2 separate regions of the Mus musculus genome follow, and region 1 is linked to region 2. A link is a contact called in ENCODE Hi-C or POLR2A ChIA-PET data. All regions are on one chromosome and are shown on one strand. The core of a region is the stretch at or near the end of the contact, and the rest is flanking DNA. Distances in the headings are between cores, read along the strand shown.

What was found. Hi-C counts contacts between places; a loop is a spot of excess contacts on that map. ChIA-PET counts read pairs that join two places held with the same protein, here RNA polymerase II (POLR2A).
Region 1: POLR2A ChIA-PET joins it to region 2 with 15 read pairs in embryonic stem cell. The contact joins the promoter of Med6 here to the promoter of Srsf5 in region 2. A Hi-C loop is called at or near these places in 1 of 37 maps with a recorded cell type or tissue (regulatory T cell). POLR2A ChIA-PET finds 5 or more read pairs at or near these places in 3 of 5 experiments (Patski and embryonic stem cell).

Annotation. Positions count from the first base shown.
Region 1 is chr12:81,591,097-81,597,529 of GRCm38, reverse strand. It overlaps Med6 (mediator complex subunit 6), which reads left to right and starts at 2,522. Exons shown (of 8, transcript NM_001347384.1): 1 at 2,522-2,590; 2 at 6,117-6,276. The coding sequence starts at 2,569.
Region 2 is chr12:80,941,865-80,949,217 of GRCm38, reverse strand. Srsf5 (serine and arginine-rich splicing factor 5) reads right to left here and starts at 3,719. Exons shown (of 8, transcript NM_001079694.2): 1 at 3,546-3,719; 2 at 2,498-2,642; 3 at 1,837-1,907; 4 at 1,624-1,722; 5 at 1,353-1,422; 6 at 50-123. The coding sequence starts at 2,623. It overlaps Gm20337 (predicted gene, 20337), which reads left to right and starts at 3,819. Exons shown (of 3, transcript NR_045057.1): 1 at 3,819-4,481; 2 at 5,989-6,176; 3 at 6,276-6,566.

The DNA.
Region 1 (6,433 bases), core at 1,273-3,772, 650 kb before region 2:
ATGCACATATTCTCATCAGTAATCCTATTAAATCATATCAGGACATTGAGGGTAAAAATGAGTATAAGAAATCAGCCACCACCAGCCAGCCTCAGTGAGACTCACGTCAGCCAGGGCTGCCATTGTTCTTGTTCCTTGGCCATAAAATGTTCCTAGGTTACCTTATAAGAGTGTGCCTTTCTGAACTTCAAATTGTTACCTAAGATGTTCTACATCAGAGCCAGTAGCAAAAACATCTCAACCTAGCTTCACTAACAATTTTATTTTTCCAAATATTTTCTAAGGGTGGTGGTCACTGCTGACAATCTATATCTTTAAGTTCTTTCTAGAGTGGTAACTATATCATTAATCTGCTCCAGCAGTAATGCTTGATAAAGAACAAGCACTATTATTGTGAGGGACAGAGATACTGTCCAGTGAGGGGTGGAGTTGCCCTTAGAGTTTTCACAGTTCCTAGATTAAGGGGGCAGTGAGGGCAGCGAGCGGAGCAGAGCTCCTAACAGCATGAAGTCCTCAGGACCTGTGGTCCTCAGGGCGGTGCCACACCCAGGCACACCAATCGTGAATGTTCTAACCTGTGGGCTGCATCACATAAAGCTATTTAGCTATATCCTATAAAACTTGCTGTTTCCTGTTGAAACTGTCCACATAAAAACAAAAGAAACAAAGAAACAAACCAAACAGAAAGCCCTCTGGCAGGGCCCTCGCCAGGCTGCAAAATACAGTGAACTTCTCCAGTCTGGCTTATCATACGTTCTGTGTGTTGCCACAGCCTTTCCTAATCTTCTAAAGACATAAGGAAACAAGATCAGTGAAACAAAACCCAAAAGCTTGCCTTTTCCTGCTGAAACTATCCGAATAAAAACAAAGAAACAAACCAAACAGAAAAGCAGAGCAGTTTGGACACACTTCTTTGTCATTTCCGGTATAAAATCCTAGTTCACAAATTGAAGTGAACAAGAAATATGTTTTCTCTGGATGTGGTGGCCCACACCTTTAATACCAGCACTTGAGAGGCGGAGGCAAGTAGATCTCTGTGAGTTCAAGGCCAGCTTGGTAGCCTAGTCAGCAAACCAAGTTCCAGGACAGCTAAAAAATCTTGTCTTGAAAACCAACGTGTGTGTGTGTGTGTGTGTGTGTGTGTGTGTGTGTGTGTGTGTGATGTATTTATTATGCTGAGAATTTAAAATGTGGAATTCTTTGATCTGTGAGTCGAAAAGTCCCAGTTAAATTAATGGTTCTCCTGCCTTGTTTGTGGATTCTGGTTACATGCTGGGGGAGCCTAGGTAGTCCTTAGTTTTGTGAATTTAGGTTCCTTCCTTCAGGTTTTGGGGTTCTCCTCTCAGTTTCTGTATCTTGTTTGTAAGCATCTCCATCATTTTGCTTTTAGAAAACCACACTAGAGACAGAACGTTCTGTTGTGGGTTTCTATGGCTTCCTCACATCACAGAATTGTTCCCTGCCTTCAAGTGTTTAGACACTACTCAAGGAATTCCTCTTCTCTCTCTCTCTCTCTCTTTTTTGTTGTTGTTTTTTCGTTCCTTTTCTCTCATTTAAAAATTTTATTTATTGATTTATTTATTTATTGATTTATTTATTTATTTATTTATTTATTTATTTATTTATTTATTTATTTATTTATTTTGAGACAGGGTTTCTCTGTATAGCCCTGGCTGTCCTGGAACTCACTTTGTAGACCAGGCTGGGATTAAAGGCATGCGCCACCACGCCCAGTTCCTTTTCTCTTTTTAATCTTGTTAATAATTCACCCCTGAATTCCCTTCCTATCTCTTGAAATTTAGTCATAAAATGCTACAGGTTTTTAACTGGTTTAGGTTTTTAGTTGGTTCAATAACAGGAATAACAAAGTCTCTTGATTTTCTCTGCTTGAGATAAGGTGAAAAACGGAGCTCCTAAGTCTAACAGTTTGTTTTTATACTCATGAGGTTTTTAAAAATACTGTCTCTGTGTGTAGTCCAGGCTGGCCCCAAATTTGTTATGCACTTGGCTCTGCCTCCTGAGAGATGGGATTACAAGTGAAAGCCTTGGTTTAGAGAATTTTAGAATGTTAGTAGTGAGCACGAGGCAGCGCTCTGTTTAACCTCTTTACTTGTAAATGAAATTACTTTCCCCACTGTTTGGGCCTAACGCTTTGCTTATTTTTTGTTTGTTTGTTTTGTTCTGGCTCTGTTACTACAACCTCTGCCAGCTGCAGTTTGGCATCTAAGCGAGGGGGTCATTCTTTATCTTCTTACTCCACAGGTCTACAGGCCCCGCCTTCCCTGCGCCATCCTTCTGCGTGTCCCAATCCCCTCCCCTCCCCGCCGCCACCCTGTGACACGCCTTCTTCTTTCCCGCCCGTGTCCAACGACCAAAGCTCAACCCGGCTCCACCCACTTTAGGTCTCATCCCCGCCCCCAAACACTTTTTTTTTTTCCTGCCGCCGCGCTCCGCGTGAATACTTTTGACCTCCCCGCTAACCGTACGGCCGGCAGCCTCCGCTTCCGTCGCGGTAGTCATCGCCTTTACTGTGCGCCGGAAGGAGGCTCTTATAGCGCTTTTGGAATTATGGCGGCGGTGGATATCCGAGGTAATTAATTTTATGCTCCCCTTACCAGATTGTGGTTTACTGGGGTTTCATAGCTTGCGGAAGTCAGCGTTACCCTCTTTTGTGAGGTCTCTCAAGTTCTTCTGAGTGGCTCCTGGATACCCTAAGGCTCTAATCTAACGAAAAGGGGTCGCGCTTTCCCGTTTTCTGACGAGTCTCTTTAAAAGGGTAGATGCGGAAAAACTAGAAACAATTTAGGGGTTTCTCTCACAATGCTGGGCGTTATGTCGGGGCGAAGGGATAGCTTTTCGGAAGAGAGAAGTGGAATAAGATAAGGGCTGATCCCACCTTATGGGTCCCCGGACAGAAATCCCCGTCTTCTTATTAATAATTTTAAATTTTAGCCTATAATACCTTTCACTTATCATTCATTCAGTGGTTGCCTTCGGCAAGCTGAGCAGTAGAGGTATATTTTCATTGAGTAAGAATAAATAAATGAATGGAGACTCAACCTCTTACTAGCTTCTTGGTCGGGTAGCATTTTGTTTAGCAGTTTGTTTTTGCTTGTGTATATTTCATTCTTCCTCTTGGCAATTTCATACATGTACATAGTGGATTGCTTATTACTTAGATTTGTTAGCGTAATTGTAATGTGTCTGGTGTTTAGAGGAATGGCAGAGAAGCTGGCATAGGGAGGAGATGTAGAAGAGAAGATCTGGAAAGATAAATGTGAGAGAACAGTCAACAGGGACGGCATATTCTGACTTTGTCTTTTTTTTTTTTCATTTACGCATTTCTTTACTAGATCATTTTAGCTGCTGACAGTAGTGTAAAAGTCAGGGATAGAATTAGAAACAAAAAAAGGAAAACAAAACGAAACCAGGGCTTTTCTGGGATGGACAGAAATTAGAGGTAGCTTGGAAGAGTGATGACTGCATTAGTGAGAAGGTTAAATCTGCTTGGTTTTTGGTATATTCTGTTTATGAAGTGATCACAACTTACCTTTTATTTTCAGACTTGACTTTTCATTTCAGTTTTTGTAGATGAATGTCCATGGATACATGAGGCTGTTTAAATTGATTGAGATCTGTGAATAATAAAGTAAGTCATACTTGCCTTGACCTTCAGGCATGGATTGGAAGCATTTAGTGATTATTATGCTCATTCCTGATGAATAAAAACTCACAATTTAGTGGGAGCAGATTATCTGTGATTCTGGTTATGGAATAAGAATTAGTAATAAGGGGGCTAGAGAGATGGCTTAGCGGGTTAAGAGTACTGATTGCTCTTCAGAGATCCTGAGTTCAAATTCCACCAACCACATGGTGGCTCACAACCATCTGTAATGGGATCTGATGCCCTTTTCTGGTCTGTCTGAAGATAGCCACAGTGTACTTGCAATTATAAAATAAATTAATTTAAAAAAAGAATTAGTAATAAAAGTATATAAATTTGCCATGAGAACAGAGAAAATGCCACCATTACTACTGTAACAGTTATTGGGTTACAGTGTGCCAAGCATTTAATGTGCATAATATTGTATGTATAATTATAGATCTTACCTACCTACCAATGGTTAGTTAATAGATATGGACATGAAATGGTTATGCCTGGTAATGGCAGAAAGATAAAACTTTTTTAAGGAAAAAGTTATCGTTTCCTAAAGCAGCTAAAAGAAATGTACATTTTATGGTAAATGGAATTGTTAGTAGGATTAGGAAATTTAAATCATAGTCGTGGTTTTCCCTGTGTTGCTCTTCATTAGCAAAGATGCCTTTTTCCAAAAACATTATTTCCTGGTTTTATATATTGTGACTTTACCCATATATATTTGTGTGTATACACACACACATACACACACACACACATATATATAAATGGTTGGTATTATTTTTGTTAATATACTTCATTTGTTCCTTTTATTTTATTTTATTTTATTTGGTTTTTCAAGACAGGGTTTCTCTGTGTAGCCCTGGCTGTCCTGGAACTCACTTTGTAGACCAGCCTGGCCTTGAACTCAGAAATCTGCCTGCCTCTGCTGGGATTAAAGGCGTGTGCCTAAACGCCCATCATTCCCTCTATTTTAAAACACACAAAGCATGATTTTTTTTTTAAAATTGTTTTAACATGTAACAACTTTTTCTCATTTGATTAATATTTCACGGGATTGCTTGTCACTTTGACCTAGATCTGACTTCTTCAGAAATGGTAAAAGTAGCTGTATAGAAGAGCTGAAGTTTTTCATCCAGTATTATATGTTAGGGTGTTGATTACTTAACTATAATGGTGTTTAGTAGGCACTGATATGAAACATCATCATAGCCAATGCTCAATTAAACTCATTATAGGAAACCAATTTACCGTATCTTTTAAGACAGGATCACATGTAGTCCAAGTTGGCCTCAATCTTTTGATCCACCTATCTCAGCATCCCAGAGTGCTATGACTTATAGGTCTTCATCACTGTTCCTGGATCTACCATATCTTTTTAGAATTTGAGGTTTAATTCTACTCTGAATCTGAAACAGTATGGCTGTAATAGTGGATTTTACCATCTTCCCCTTAACTTTTACAACACTATCCTCTCATCTGTAATAAAAGGCTCCCTAATATTCCCTGTTGATCAGTGGAAGGATCTTTAAACTGGTGGTTGTGGCTGTTTTAATTGTTTTCTTTTCTTTTCTTTTTTTTTTTTTTTTTTTTTTTTTTTTTTTTTTTTGGTTTTTCGAGACAGGGTTTCTCTGTGTAGCCCTAGTTGTCCTGGAACTCACTTTGTAGACCAGGCTGGCCTCGAACTCAGAAATCCACCTGCTTTTGCCTCCCAAGTGCTGGGATTAAAGGTGTATGCCCGGCTCGTTTTAATTGTTTTGAATCAGTTTTCAACACTTAAGAAGTCAGGATTTCTAGGATTTTAATTTTTTGGGTTTTTTTGAGACAGGGTTTCTCTTTGTTGCCCTAACTGTCCTTGAACTTGCTTTGTAGACCAGGCTAGCCTAGAACTCAGAGATCTGTCTACCTCTGTTTCCCAGTGCTGGGACTAAAGATATGCACCACTACCACCGAGTTCTTTTAATACCTTTGTAAATGAGTTTTCTATACTAGGAAATAGTTTTTATTTATTTATTTAATTTATTTTTTTTACTTATTCATTTTATATCCAACTCACTGCCCCCCACCCCACTACCCCTTCCCCCAAGCCTTCCCCTCTCCCCTGCCACTTCTCCTCTGAGCATCTCCCTGGAGCCCCTCTGGGTATCTCCCTGGAAGTAGTTTATACTTCTTTTCTTTGTGGTGAGCCTTTCTTCTTTAACACAGTGCAAAATCCACCTCTTGCCCCATGAAAAATAATTTCCATTTCCCCTTTAAAGTGTTCTGCTTCCCCTTTTGTGCTTTTGTAATTCATTTATCCCTAACTTTACTACTTCCTATGTTTCTTTTTCATATCTGACTTCTATTAGACTGTCACAGTACATAGGGCAGAATAAATCATTCTTTAATTCATAGCACATAATAGGTATTTGTTAAAGTAGGTTATTTCTCTTTTCTAACTGTTTTTTTCCCCCCATAGATAACCTGCTGGGGATCTCCTGGGTTGACAGCTCTTGGATCCCCATCTTGAACAGTGGCAGTGTCCTGGATTACTTTTCAGAAAGAAGCAATCCTTTCTATGACAGGACGTGTAATAATGAGGTGGTCAAAATGCAGAGGCTGACATTAGAGCACTTGAAGTAAGTTGTTCTAGAGATTTTGCAGCAAATAGTTATTTTGGCCTGTGCGTGGTGGTTGGTAACAGACACAGTAGAACCTTTGGAAGGAAAGCAAAGTTTTAGCTGGGGAGATAACTTGGTGGGTAAAAGTACCTGTGCAGGTGCTTGGTAATCCGAT
Region 2 (7,353 bases), core at 2,470-4,969:
AAAATTCCCAAGGTAATTAATTAAGACTCACAATCCAGGACATGCTTACCCTTCATTTAGTTTAGGTCGATGTGCATCCGCAAAGGTTACTTCCCCAGCTTGTCTCATGAAATCTTTGAGATCCTTAACACAAGACAATTATGTTAAGGAGAGAAAGGGAAAAGTGGCACACAAACAACCACATGGCATAAACAAGACTACTGGAAGAGAAGGTGTTAGATAAAGTACAAACATGGCATATACCACACTTGTATTCTATCAGAATTCAAAAATTATGCCAGGGCACGAAATAAGCAAATAGCATATTGCTTTTAAGCAAAATGCTAGAGGGCATTCCAATTTTTTAACATTATAGTATTAGTCTAACTGAGCTCAGTACAAAAGGGGGAAAAAACAAAAAACAAAACAAACAACAAAAAAAAACAAAAAGGAACAGTACATCCTTTAAAGACTAGTTTTATATTTAAAAAAAATAAAAAATAAAAAAATAAAACAACATTTACAAAGACACCAGTTATTTTGTGCCCCATATGTCATTAAAAAATTTTACTTTACCTTTATTAACATTTCCCTAGGCTAGTCAAGCAGCAAACCATTAAGCGGTCGGAGAAACCTTCATGACATAGGCCCGACTGGCTCTTCGCCACCCACTTGAAGGATACTACCCAATCGATGGAAGCCTTTAATCGCACAGCCCTCCCTATTAGCAGACTACTGGCGATGCAGACATGTTTTACTCTTGTGCAGTTACCAAGGACCACTTTACTGCGATCAGGATTCCAACGACCAACTAATTTCGTATCTTTCAACTCTTTCGACCAGGACCTCTTATTCGGAAGCGTTACAGGAAGACAGCTCTCAACTTAGGGATCAGATCACGTTATCAACGGTTCTGGGATCGCTGCAACCCGGCACTTCAAGTAAGTGCACCGATTACGTCTAGACCGGCAAACACAGATCTAGAGGTGGCCAACTGATCACTGTAGGAGCTGACTGGCAAAGTCAACCAGGCCCAACCAAGAGTGACCAAGACAACGATTAGGATAACCCACAGGCACTCCTCGTCATAAGGCCAACGACACAGATAGGCTGGCAAATAAAGGGTTTAATATTTGGTTAAAATTGATTTTAAAAAACATGAAAAAATAACCTCAAAACATTTACATTTGATCACTAATATTAAAATCTGAAACATCCCCCAGTTACATTTAACTAAAGTTTAAAATTATAGTTCAATTAAATTAATTTAAGATAAAGCATTTAATAAGATATATATTAATAAAACATTAACTACCCATTAACACTTTTAAATGCCACATTAAAAAATATCTCAAAACTGTATTTCAACAAACCTGCCAGCTGACTCTTGAGGATAAATTCTCAACTATAAGTCGATTTTCTGTTCTTACAGGTGGAGCATTTCTGAAGAAAGAAAAATAAGCATTCAGTGTCAGATGTTATGTCACAATGTCAAATGCTATGTGACAAGTTTAAGCCAAGATAGTGATTCCATCAAGTTTCTGGGTTCTCAGCATGTGGACTAACTAGACTTAACTAGTCTGAGAACCATTTAATGCTAACGGACCCTAACCCAACCGTAACAGCCAAACCCAAACCACATACCGTCTATCATTTCGAGGTCTGCGACTGCTAAAACGGTCGGAGTATCGTCCTCTACCTCTTCCACCTCGAGACCGAGCCCGGGCATGTTCAATCGTCACCCTACAAAGAGGTAAAAAAAGCATTCACACACTACACATGAGAGCACTTACATATGCAAATGTCTACTCTGCTCTACTTCCCTGGGAGAACTACTTATAAACCAATCATGCTTACCTTTCACTGCAAAGTTCCTTCCCATCAAGTTCATAAACAGCATCATCTGCATCCCTTGGGTCCTCAAATTCCTAAAATGTAGCAGTAAGAGTAGAGCTTTTGGACGTGCATGCATTCTACAGCACATTAAGATCATGGAAGCCGAGCGTGGTGGCGCACGCCTTTAATTTAATCCCAGCACTCGGGAGGCAGACAGATTCCTGAGTTCGAGGCCAGCCTGGTCTACAAAGTGAGTTCCAGGACAGCCAGAGCTATACAGAGAAGCCCTGTCTCGAAAAACCAAAAAAATAAAAAATAAATTTAAAAAAAAAATCATGGAAGTGTTAAGATATACCTTACACTCAGATACTATAACCCTAAGCTAGGGATGACTGAGAATCAACTCCAGCCAGCAGTTACTTTAACTTCTTAACAGAAGCCACTGCTTCTTGGCCACTTCTAACATCTTTCTGGGAAAACAATTCACATGGACTCAGAGTCCATGCTCATCACAAGAGCTCTACCCACTTTGTTTTTTTTTTTTTTCTTTTTTTGGAGACAGGGTTTCTCTGTGGATTGGCTTGCCCCTGCCTCCCAAGGGCCAGAGACCAAAGGCATGTGTCACCACCACAAAGTTACCTAACTTCTCGACAGATAATTCAACTCAGTTTCAAGTACTTACCACAAAACCAAAACCTCTTTTCAAGTCAATATCTCGGATCCGTCCGTAACCCTTGAAGAATCTTTCCACATCTTTCTCCCTCGCTGCTGGATTTAGTCTCCCAATGAACACTCGACAGCCACTCATGATGCCCGGCTAGTGTTTCCTGTTAGGCAGTAATTGAATCGAGACAATATCAACGATTGACACCATGGGGGTGGGGGATGTTCAGTCAAGCAGTCAAACACACCCCACGTTTACCAACTCTACTAACAAGGTCGCCATGTACCTTTTAAGTCGTTCACGACCACCACATTCAAATTCCAAGTTAAAACTTAACTCTCCAAAAGACCCCCTTCCCAGGTTCCACACGGCAGCCCACCACAACGCCAGTAGCCACCTTTCTAGACTGCGCAGCCGCACACGCTGTCCCCGGATCCCGGGGTTCCCCTCCCATCTGCCGCAGTTAAGGCCAGGCCGAGAAATGCGGGCGGAGCCGAGCCCGCCCTCTGCCAGGCCTGGTCCAATAGCAGCCGGCCGCGCCCGCGTCGCGGCCTCCCCGCGCGTCACAAGCCGGAATCTCGCGACGCCACCACCGAGCCTGCGCAGTGGGCGACGGGGCGCGTTCGCAGCACAAAATGGCGACGGCCGAAGTATGCGGCGGGGTGTGGGGGGGGGAGGAGCGTAGCGAGCCGAGCTGCGTGCCCCCGAGACACGGGCAAGCCCGGGGCCCAGAGCGCTGCGCCTGCGCCGGCCCACGGGGGGAAACCCTAAGCTGCCCTGGGCCAGGCCGGCTCCCCGGCGTCCGGGCCTCGATGAGAGCCATTAAGGGCGGCAGGGAGGGGCGCGCTGCTTCCCGACACAAACGCCCTCCCCACGCCCGCCCTTCCGCCTCGTGTCCCCCTCACGCAACACCCACAGGGAGACGTGCCCCAGCGCCCACCTCAAATCAACTGCGCTCTCTGAGTCGCCGTCCTCCGCAAAGAGCGAAGCCCCGGCCACTTGCGACCCGAGCGGCCATGAAGAAGCCTCGATCCGAGAAGCCTTGCCCTCAAAGCGTGCCACTCACCTACCGGACAGGGTCTTTGGCGGCTGAGACCCCGGAGAGGTCCGTAGTCTGCGACGGAGCTGTCTGCCTCCCTACACAAACACACACACAACACACATACACACGAACCCAACTCGTCTACAGTCTCTCCACAACTGACGCACTTAGCAGCTCGGACGTTGCACAAAATGGAAGGGACGTCCTGGCGTCACTTCCGGGGCGGTGCCAGAAGCTCGGGGACCGCCCACTTGGAGCTGAGGACAGACGGTTCCTGGGAGCCGGAAGTTCTAGTAGGGCGGGGCTTCCTTACCGCGACCCCTGGCGAGAGCAGTGGGTGGTGGGAGGACTAGAAACGTTCGTTCAGTTGGCAGGATACACCGGGACACTTCTTTGGATACGAAAAGATGTATTTAAACTTTTTCTTAGGTCCCTCGAAGATTACCAAGAAACCCAGGCTTTTCAAAAATCACCTGTTTCTTTTAAAAATTCATTTACATAGTCGGTCTCGCTAAGCAGTCCTGGCTAGCCTTGAGCTCAGCGATCCAGCCGGTCCGCCTTCAGTGTGATAGGATTATTGGCCCGAGCACCAGGTCCAATTCTTTCTTTCTTTCTTTCTTTCTTTCTTTCTTTCTTTCTTTCTTTCTTTCTTTCTTTCTTTCTTTCTTTCTTCCTTCCTTCCTTCCTTCCTTCCTTTCTTTCTTTCTTTCTTTCTTTCTTTCTTTCTTTCTCTCTTTAGCCTCTTCTGCAAATTGTACTTATCAATGTCCTTCAAGAGAGGGTTCTTAGCCGGGCGTGGTGGCACACGCCTTTAATCCTAGCACTTGGGAGGCAGAGGCAGGAGGATTTCTGAGTTCAAGGCCAGCCTGGTCTACAGAGTGAGTTCCAGGACAGCCTGGTCTACACAGAGAAATCCTGCCTCGGAAAAAAGAGAGAGAGAGAGGGTTCTCTGAGGCTCAAGTAAGTGAATTCTTTCAGTGTTGTGGTTTTTGTTCTGATCAGCCTAAGGAACTGAATTGTTTTCTACTAAAGGAGAGATTTCACGTGGTGAAATAATGAAATTGGTACTGTGGGTAAAAAAAAAAAAAACAAAAAACGCTCCTATATATTGAATCCCTAGGGCCAATCTTGGCTCAGCTAGCTGGGAAAGATTTCAAGTTGTTTCTAAATCCAACTGGCCATTGTCCATTCCTTTCTGTCCAGGTCTCAATCTCAATAGTTAGGTGGACGGTGGTAGCTTCAGCCTTTAATCATCTCTGTGAGTTCCAGGCCTACCTTATCTACAAAGTCCAAGACAGCCAGGAAAACCCTGAGTCAAAGAACCAAAAAAAAAAAAAAAAAAAAAAAAGAGTCGAAATCAACAGTTATTGAGAAATAGAGTTTATGCTTCCAGCATGGATGTAATACACAGCAGTCCACATCGGTAACTCTATCCAGCCTTCCCCAGTGAGGTTGGGAGGTCTAGAAACATTGACAATAAAGACTGTTGTTGTTGTGAAAAAGGCTACTTCTCTTTAATATTTTTATCTGTAACCTAAGGCATCATCTAGATTTTGAGATGTACCTAGAATAGAGTCACACAATTTCAGCTAGGGTCACAGGGATGAACTGATAGCTCAAGAAGGAGCAGAGCAACCCTGGGTCTGACCTCATTCACGTGGAATAAGCTTGTCTATTCAGTTAACTATGCAAATAAAAACAGCATCAGTGGACCCATTAAAAAACATGTAGCGGGCAGTGGTGGCGCACTCCTTTAATCCCAGCACTCGGGAGGCAGAGGCAGGCGGATTTCTGAGTTCCAGAACAGCCAGGGCTACACAGAGAAACCCTGTCTCAAAAAAAAAACAAAAAAACACTTGTATTATCCCAGAAATGTCTGGGGGTGGGGGGTACTCTCTTTTGGATAAATATTTTCCCCATGTCATTCTTTAGGGGCAAGGGCATCCTTTCCAAAGACATTCAAACAAATAACATATATGTAGTAGAGGAAAAGAGTTACAGAGATCACAGATTAAGAGAACATTTATTGTCCATCACAGACCTGCTAGCTGCCTTCCTCTCCCCAGAAATCGGGTTACACCCTCCCTGAAGGTGTTAGGAGTTGATAAGAAAGCTTACTGTAGCCAGGCATGATGGATAGGTATGTTTTTAATCCCAGTGTTTAGGAGCAGAGGAAGGAAGTAGCCTACTCTATGTAGTGAGTTCAGAGTTAGCCGGAGCTACACCGTGAAACACTGTCTGAAGAGAGAGAGGGGGAGAGAGAGAGAGAGATTCTGTTTCTGACTCAGATTCACCCTATAAGCCCATCTTTTACTTATTAAATACTGATTTTTTTTAAATGCCTGCATGATGTTTAAAATAGCAATGTCTCTAGAGTCATTCAATACAGACATTTCATTTCTGTCGACTGTAGACCACATCATTTGCTGGTGATCCTCTCTGATTATTGTAAAACTGTTTCCCCCAGATTGGACATCCCCATCTTGAATCAGAGCAGCTGTTGACCAACCACAGAGCCTCTGGAAGTCAGGCCTATCAGCATTCCTGCATGGAAGACTGAGGAAAGCTCCTCCCAGAAGCTGTATCAGCAGTGAATGATGACTGGGAAGAGAGATTGCTGGTACCATAGGCTGCCTTTGACTCGCCCAAGGCCCTGTAAGTAACCCCAGCAAACTCATCGACTCACCAAGCTGGAGCTGAGTGGGTTCTGTCCTCTCCCCTAGGTAACAAGATGTTTCTTTTTCTTGCCCCCAGGAAACATCACACAACAGAGCTGAAATTTCCTATTGCCTAATGACAATGTGGCCGGGACATCATCTCAGCATAATGCATTCCTCACACGTTCGTGGCAATGGTCTCCGGTGTAAACAAGCCTGCCCTTCAGCCGGCCAGAGAGAACACACAGTACTGTACAGTACATAATACTTGATAACTAAATGACTATATATTTACTATTATTGTTTTAGAGTATAGGGGTTTTTTTAAGATATTTTACTGTGTGTCTTAGTTTGCTTTTATAAATGTAATAAAACACTAACCAAAACCAACCTGGGAGAGAAAGGGTTTATTACAGTTCAGAGTCCATCATGAAAAGAAGTCAGGGCTGGAAATGAAGCAGAGACCATTACTCATCCGGGAAAACTTGCGTCTGTAGTTTAAAGTTGTAATCATTCACATACAAGAAATTTGAAAATACTTAGGAGTTTAGAGCATATTTCTCAGTCACAATGGAGGTGGCTTGGAAAATATTCAGAGAATAGTGGAGGAACCCAGTATTGGCCTCCAGTTCTACACTGACTTGCTCTTGAGACCCTGCTCAGTCTCCTTTCTTAAACAACCCAGAACCACCTGTCTGGGGGGTCACTGCCTACAGTGGGGCTAGGCTCTCTCATATCAACTATTAATTAACATATTAATACCCCACAGACTTGCCTAAAGCCCAATATGGTGGCGGAAACATCTTCTCCGTTAAGGTTCCCTCTTCCCAAGTGAATCTAGTTTGTGTCAAGAAGACAAAACCTAACCAGCATGCTGTGTAACTGCATAGCATGCCACCCTGCAGCAGCCCACACATCTGTTCTTCCATCTGGGTTCCTGTAAGAACACTCACTGGTGTTCACACAGTGGCCAAACCACCTGCTGATGTGGTTCTCATATGACATCACTCTTGCTATGCTTACAGCATCCTGCCACCTGGATCCCTACTGGCAGAAATATTGATTTAAATGGTCTGATGAGGAGTACAGTTTGTTAGAAAGGGCTTGTGTGGGAAGCCACATGTGCCGTTGCAGAGTGGCACTGACTACTGCTGGCCACCACACATAAGTTTGGA